3 separate regions of the Mus musculus genome follow, and regions 1 and 3 are each linked to region 2. The links are chromatin loops, found by intact Hi-C in ENCODE. Cell type or tissue: gastrocnemius. All regions are shown on one strand.

Region 1 (2,500 bases), 180 kb before region 2:
GGGACAAGGAATTTTTTAAAATCGATTTTTTGTGTAGCTTTTGAGATATTCAAGTTCTGTCTCTGTCTCACACATGAGCCTTCTGCATGGGCTTGGCATTTACTCAAGAAAATCATGAGTCACCAGGATTTTTTCCACGTCAGTTGGTAGGAAACGGATCCACAGTTGGGTAAGGAGAGGGACAGAACCTGGTTTAGAGAAGATGAGGTGATCTATCCCTGTGGTGAGGGCTCTCTGTGGTAAGCTCTAATCCATACGAGGTGGATTCTGCCTGACATGAGCTTCACAAATGTGCTAAGTTTTTAATATGATACTAGTTATATTTCTTTTGAAGTCAGTCCTCCAAAGCATGCCCTAGTGGTTTCCCTGGTCATGACTGCAGTGATGCCTACATTAGGCATTCAGTATATAATTGAAAGAGAGGTTATTGCATGATGAAATGAGACTTCTCATTCCATGTAAGTTAGCAAGTGAAGCATTTTTTGTCATAAAGAAAAACTTTAGGGGCTGGAGAGGTGTCTCAGTGGTTAAGAGCACTGACTGCTCTTCCAGAGGACCCAGATTCAATTTCCCAACACCACATGGCAGCTCAAAAACTGGAATTATTGTTCCAGAGTTTCTGACACTGTCACACAGACATACATGCAGTCAAAACACCAGTGTACATTAAATAAAATTTTAAAAGGAAAAACACTAGTGTTAATAAATAGGCACTTAGTCACTAGCAGTTTTATTGCTGACAGCCAAGCTATTAAGCTGTGTATTTTTTCGGTTACAATACTTGACACATCTTTTTTTTCAAAAAAAAAAAAGTTATCTGCTTAAACATTTTCTTAGTCCTCGGAGTACATGCCTGTCTATACACATAAAATTAAGGATATAAATAGAAAAATACCAGGCAATCCTACCTTTACTCAGTGTGGTATTTCAGCCATCAAGTTATGAAAACACACTACAAAAGAAGCTTGATATATGATTCCATATAATGTGTAGTTATGGCTAGTGCACATAATAACAGCTGTCTGTTCTTGGCTGGTTTTAAGAAAACATCCACATGGGTCAAAATATGTATACTTGATCTGTGTTTAAAAGCTGTTCTGTTTTCCTTGCATGGTCAATGCAGAGTGATTAAAGAGGGAACAGTGCTTTGTGTGTAAGCGCCAGGTTCTTTTATTGAGCTGTGTAGCTTACCTATCCACTTGAATGCATATTTGAACTCCCAATGTTAATCCATGACAACTCTTCTTTCCTGAGTTTCTAAGGGCCTGATTATCAAGTCTCGGCCAATCTAAATTGTGAGCATCACATGAATATTCATTTGCTTTAAACAGCTGTGGACGCATTTTTTGACACTGGTAAGCTATAAAGTTACATAGGCATTGAGAATATAATTTGCACATTAGATCCCCTTGCACGTATTCCTTGAGTTGTCAGAGTATCGGTTATTGCTGGGATTCTAAGAAGTCTCTACAAATGCCTCTGATGACGTCAGAGACAATTGGTTCTAACCCTGTGAACTCTCTGGTAAAGAAAGCGTGTGACTCTTTGGGTTTAGAGGCCATATCTCTCAGGTCATCCAGCGGTGCCCAAGCCACACCAACAGAGAAGATGGTGATACCTAAAGGGGAAACATTTTAAATAAGTTAAAAATGTAGTTATATATTCCATATATATAATATGTATATATTCCATATATATAATACATAGCTGCAGAGGAAACTGCCTGATACGTTTTTAAGTGAAATCTATGCTAAGTTTTTAGGTTAGACCACAGTCATTTTGATTATATCAAAAATAATTGGTCAAAACCAAAAGCTTTGCCACCAGCAACTGCATATTAATAACGATGAAAATACTGAGATTGTCAATCTATTCAAGACTGCACTGAACAAACGAGGAAGAGAAAGAAAATCAAGTTGATAGTTTATGAAGCCCCTGCAGCAGGCACACATGTTTGGCAGTGAGAAAGGACTCCCTGCTATTGTCACTTTCAGACATCATCTTGGGGACCCTGATAACCACATTAAAGTAAAACTGGCACAGAGGACAGATAAATGGGAAGGTTGCATTGTCTGAGGAATGGGGGCTAGAAATAATTTTGTTTGTTCTAATTCAGTCTTTGAAGTTATAGTGACAAATCCATTTTACAATCAAAACTTGTAGATCTGGGAGCGGGAGAGATGGCTCAGCAGGTAATTTGTTGCTCTTGTACCAGACCTGTGTTCAGTTTCCAGCACCCACATAGTTCACAAATATTTATAACTCCAGTTCCAGGGCCAATGCCCTCTCATGACCTTCATGGGCACTAGGTACACACCTGGTGCACATACATAATAAACACAGGAAAAATGCTCAAATGTTTTTAAAAATTATATTGTTATTTTTAAATTGCAAGTTTTTAAAGCAATCTGGTGAATTAAAAAACACTCCCCTTCTTGAGCTGGGTGTTGTGTGTACATGCCTTTAATCCCAACACTTGGGCAGCAGAGGCAGGAGGAAC
Region 2 (2,500 bases):
CGAGTGATCACTAAGATATCTTAAGGCCCAGATTTTCCAGAGCAGCTCAGTCACCCCTCTTCTTCCTTGCACAGGGCGCACGTTGACAGAAAAGTGCTAAGGAAGCGGCCGTAGTAACCTACCAAAGCTCACTGGGACGTGTGTCCTAGGATGCAAAGCTCACTGGGACGTGTGTCCTAGGATGCAAAGCTCACTGGGACGTGTGTCCTAGGATGTAAAGACTTATAACTATCACCTTGTATTTCATCAGAATACAAACTAAGAGCTGGTCATACTTAAGTATGCCTGTACTCTCAGCACTAAGAAGGCCAGAGAAAGGAGGATTCCAAGTTCAAGACCAGCCTGGGCTAAACATAAGTTCCAGCCCTGATGGACTATATAGTGAGATTCTATCTCAAAAATCAACTAATCAACAAAACAAAACAAAACACCCAAAAAAGAAATCGTAACATTACAAGCAGCTAAGAGTAAAACCAGATTTAAAAAAAAAAAAGTGACAGCTGATGACACTCGGAGCTTCACGGGACTCAGAATCCAGATAGCCCTCAGTTTATCCTTATTTCCCAAATATGAAACCTCAGCGGCACTTTTGTCAAGTTCTTGGGTTTACAACCTTTTGGTACGCCTTTACTGGTAATGTTACGTGAGATTTACCTAACGAGGTATTGACTTCGGTTCTTACTGTAACGTTTCTATTTCTGTCTTCATAGTGAACAAGTACTTGTAGGGAAGTACTAGTGTTCAAATATGCGATGTCTCAAGCAGGCTCGTGTGCTAGGACTCTTGGCTGCCCGCAGAGAGGCTTGGGAAGTGATTGGTTCCTAAGAGCTCTGACCCGACAGACTGACAAAATGATGATACTCTTATTATTATTATTATATTATTATTAGGAGGTGGGGCTAACTGGCGGAAGGCGATCACTGGATGGCTATTGTGCTGTAGCCCCTGATCTTGCAGCATGCAAGTCAGGTGTTTGCTCTCCCACAATGTTCAGTATCACCTCAGAGCAGTGGGACCAGACAACTGTGGACCAAGGCTTCTAAAATCTTTCCTCCTTTTAAATGGTTTCAGGCATTTGTCACAGTGATGAAGTCTCATTAAAAGATGCAGTGCTCTGAGATCACGTAAACATTCTATCAAATTTCAATTATCTCACCTATTTTGCCTATTCAAAATCATGGATACCTTTTTTATCCCATCGGCTCTAACCCATGATTTATTATTATATTTTTATTTTGATGGTCAGATGGTCATGATTTGGAGCCTTTCACACTGACTGCTAGGTCTTTTTAAATTTGTTGCTGTTGTTGTTGTTACTTGTTTTCTAGGACAACTAATGTTCTAATTTCATTTTTCTAAAAAAATTTCAATTACTTATCCTATTATCCTATTATTTATCAGCTCCTTCTGTGCTTAGTCCTCATGGAAAATGCCATTTGTAGCCAGAATCTAAGAGGGGGGGTGTAATACATCTGCTCCCAGACCCTTGCAATTGGCAAGTCACAGGGCTCCCCTCCCCGCCCCTGGGCCTCTTCCTTCCAGTACTAGAACAGGCACAGACTGAAGCAACAAGCTGCTCAGGTCCTCCCGTTTGCACTGCCAGCAACTCTATCCAGTGAGCCATGTCCCCACCGCAGTTTGTGAAGCACCCCACACTGTTTTTAAAGTATGTTCCTGAACATTTAAAGTAGAACTCAGTCTTAGTTACATTCCCCATCTACTCTCTGGATAAGCCACAGTGAAGTAGAGACAATGTCACTCATTCAAATCTCCTGGAGAGAGTGGGAACTGATGGCTCTATAGAGCACATTAAAGAAATGAATACAAAGTATTTAAACACACGACCAAAGGGGGAAAATCATTTTCCATTTTTAAGAACTGCTATGTTGAAAATTTTTCAGCATAAGATAGCTCTTATAATTAATACAAGAATTACTGACTAATACAATAATTCTACTTAAATTCTGTCTGGACTGAAACACTAGATTCGTTCCTGTAAACATTCTCAGGTTATGGCACATACCATCAGGGTCGGATATGACGTCTAGGAGGGACTTATCCAGAGTAGTCTTGCTCATTATTTTTTCTTCATATTCAAAATATACATCCAGTTTTCTTGCCTGTTTCGAAATAAACACTAGGTAAAAATATAGTAAGGAAAAATATAGTAAGAGTCTCTTGCTAATAAATTTCTATTTTTTATCATCAAATGTATAGCCAATGTATGTTTATTTACAGAGAGTTGAGTTTCTTACTTTTTTTTTCAATTTTTTTATTAGATATTTTCTTCATTTACATTTCAAATGCTATCCTGAAAGTCCCCTATACCTTCCCCCTGCCCTGCTCCCCTACCCACCCACTCCCACTTCTTGGCCGTGGCATTTCCCTGTACTGGGGCATATAAAGTTTGCAAGACCAATGGGCCTCTCTTTCCAATGATGGCCGACTAGGCCATCTTCTGCTACATATGCAGCTAGAGACACAAGCTCTGGGGGTACTG
Region 3 (2,500 bases), 190 kb before region 2:
AGACAATATTTTGAGTTCCCACTACTGTGCCTGTATGATTCTAGGAAAGGGTATTATATGAGTGAGAACTGAGGAGAAACTAGAGGAGGAAAGGGCCTAAATTGATTGGGAACTTGTTTGTGCCACAACATTTGTCTGCCATATTTTTTCCTTTTTATTTTTTTTTCTTTTATTTTTTTATTTTTTTTTTAAAGATTTATTTATTATTATATGTAAGTACACTGTAGCTGTCTTCAGACACACCAGAAGAAGGAGTCAGATCTTGTTACGGATGGTTGTGAGCCACCATGTGGTTGCTGGGATTTGAACTCCGGACCTTCGGAAGAGCAGTCGGGTGCTCTTACCCACTGAGACATCTCACCAGCCCCTTTCTTTTATTTTTAAACTTATTTATTTTATGTATGTGAGTACACCGTTGCTATATTCAGACACCCCAGAAGAGGGCATTAGTTCCCATTACAGATGGTTGTGAACTACCTTGTGGTTGCTGGGAATTGAACTCAGGACCTCTGGAAGAGCAGTCAGTGCTTTTAACCACTGAGCCATCTCTCTAGCCCACATTTTCTTTCCTTTTAAAATATTTTATTTTATTCTGGGCAATGGTGGTGCACACCCTCAATCCTAGCTCTTGGGAGGTAGGGGCAGGTAGATCTCTGAGGTTGTAACTGAATGAGTTCCAGCACAGTCAGGACCCCACAAAGGCCTTTTGTCTTGAAAAGCAAACAAACCAACCAAAAAGTGTTATTTTACATGTATGAGTGTTTGCTTGGCCGTATGTGTATCACGTGTGTATTTGGTGACCAGAGACCTCAGAAGAAGCCATTGGATTTCTTGTAACTGTTGTTACGAATGGTTCTCAACCACCATGGAGGCGCTGCGAACCAAACCTGGGTCCTCTACAAAAATAAGTGCCCTTAATAACACTGAGCCAGCTCTAGTCTAAGTATCTGCCCTATTCTTGATACAATAGGTTTTGGGTGAACAGAGCAAAACAAAGGGTTCTTAGAATGTTGTTTTATTGTTTATTCTTTGTGAAGTGTTGTTCTATTTTATTTACATATATTCAGTTATACATTAAATTTATTTTATGTGTATGGGTATTTTGGCTGTGGAGGTCAAAAGAGGCTGTCAGATCATCTGGAATTGGCCTGTTGGTACTGGAAACCAAACCTAGGTTGTCACCCACAAGAGCAAGAAGTGTTCTTTGATCCCTGAGCCAGCACTTACTCTGGCTCATTTGTAATTGTAATAACTCTAGATTTATTATAAAAGACATGTGTCATCTTTTTAAAAAATATTATTTATTTAATGTATCTGAGTACACTGTAGCTGTATTCAGACACACTGAAGAGGGGCATGGGATTCCATTACAGATGGTTGTGAGCCACCATGTGGTTGCTGAGGATTGAACTCAGGACCTCTGGAAGACCGCTGAGCCATCTCTCCAGCCCCAATATGTCAACTTTTTATTTTGTTGGGGAGGGGGCAGATGCTGGAAAATGAACCCAGTGCTTAGCACATAATAGTCAATGTGCTGAATTACTGAACTACATTTTAGTAGGAATCTGTTCATCTTAATGGAATAGGGTGTTACTAAAAGAATGGAACCATAAAAAAGTTGGTTAAATGAGAGAAACTGCAAGTATGTATTAGTGAAAATGGGATCATAGTTACCGGAAGAGGTCTGAAATGTTATGATCATCATTAGAGGACCAGCATCTCACTTGATCCAGCATTGTATCCCTCTATTCATAGTCTGTCTGGTGGATTAATCACAGTCTCAAGTGACTATACATAATATGGAAAAGACTTAATTAAATTAAGATATTGGGCAGTAGTCTGTGGGGAGATGGCTCTGTGTGTAATAGCTTTTACTCTGCAATCTTGAGGATCTGAGGTCAAGTTTCTAGCATCCATATAAAAAACTTAGCCCAAAATTCATTAAGAAATTAATTTTAGAAGTTTCTGATACCTGAATAACAGAACATTCACTTAATTTTTTTTTCCAAGACACGGTTTCTCTGTGTGTAGCTTTGTCTGTCCTGGAAGTGTTTGTGCTAACCAGGCTATCCTCAAGCTCACAGAGTTCCATCTGCCTCTGCCTCCCAAGTGCTGGGATTAAAGGCATGCAGTGTTGTACACCGCCCAATTGTTAAAATATATATTTGTGTATGTGGGTATATGTGTGTAAAGGCAAGAAGACAACTTGCAAGAGTTGGGTTTCCTTCCTGAACTCAATCCCATGTTGTTATTCTTGGTGTCAAGTGCCTCTCTGGGTCTTGATGACTGCAGAATGAATCAATTTATGGTGTTGCTTTTTCTTCTTCAAATTACATGTTGCCAGTGCAGGATACTCTTTCCCTCAAAGACTTTGTACTGCACTATATCCACAGCCTGTTTTAAATTTCAACTTGGTGAGTTGCCACAGAGGCTAAGAGTCCTTGAGCCTCTTGGAAAGGATCGGAGCTTGATTCCCAACACCCATGAAGCTCACAACCAT

What was found. Hi-C counts contacts between places; a loop is a spot of excess contacts. Peaks named below come from ENCODE experiments on the same cell type or tissue, not always from the same donor. Only the 100,000 strongest peaks of a DNase experiment are listed, where the experiment ranks them.
Region 1: a loop joins it to region 2, with 2.7 times the contacts of the local background. A loop is called at or near these places in 6 of 42 quality-filtered maps.
Region 3: a loop joins it to region 2, with 2.4 times the contacts of the local background. A loop is called at or near these places in 8 of 42 quality-filtered maps.

The regions. Positions count from the first base shown.
Region 1 is chr12:51,603,975-51,606,474 of GRCm38, reverse strand. Coch (cochlin) reads right to left here. Exons shown (of 12, transcript NM_001198835.1): 12 at 702-1,618. The coding sequence ends at 1,443. Among named protein-coding and RNA genes, the nearest start is that of Coch, 12 kb to the right of the region's middle. In gastrocnemius, no CTCF peak of the experiment used is centred here; no DNase peak of the experiment used is centred here.
Region 2 is chr12:51,422,527-51,425,026 of GRCm38, reverse strand. Scfd1 (Sec1 family domain containing 1) reads right to left here. Exons shown (of 25, transcript NM_029825.3): 15 at 2,024-2,120. Among named protein-coding and RNA genes, the nearest start is that of Gm40422, 13 kb to the right of the region's middle. In gastrocnemius, no CTCF peak of the experiment used is centred here; a DNase peak (open chromatin) is centred at 1,538.
Region 3 is chr12:51,613,700-51,616,199 of GRCm38, reverse strand. All of the region lies in intron 16 of Strn3 (striatin, calmodulin binding protein 3), which reads left to right. Among named protein-coding and RNA genes, the nearest start is that of Coch, 22 kb to the right of the region's middle. In gastrocnemius, no CTCF peak of the experiment used is centred here; no DNase peak of the experiment used is centred here; H3K27ac peaks cover 725 bases.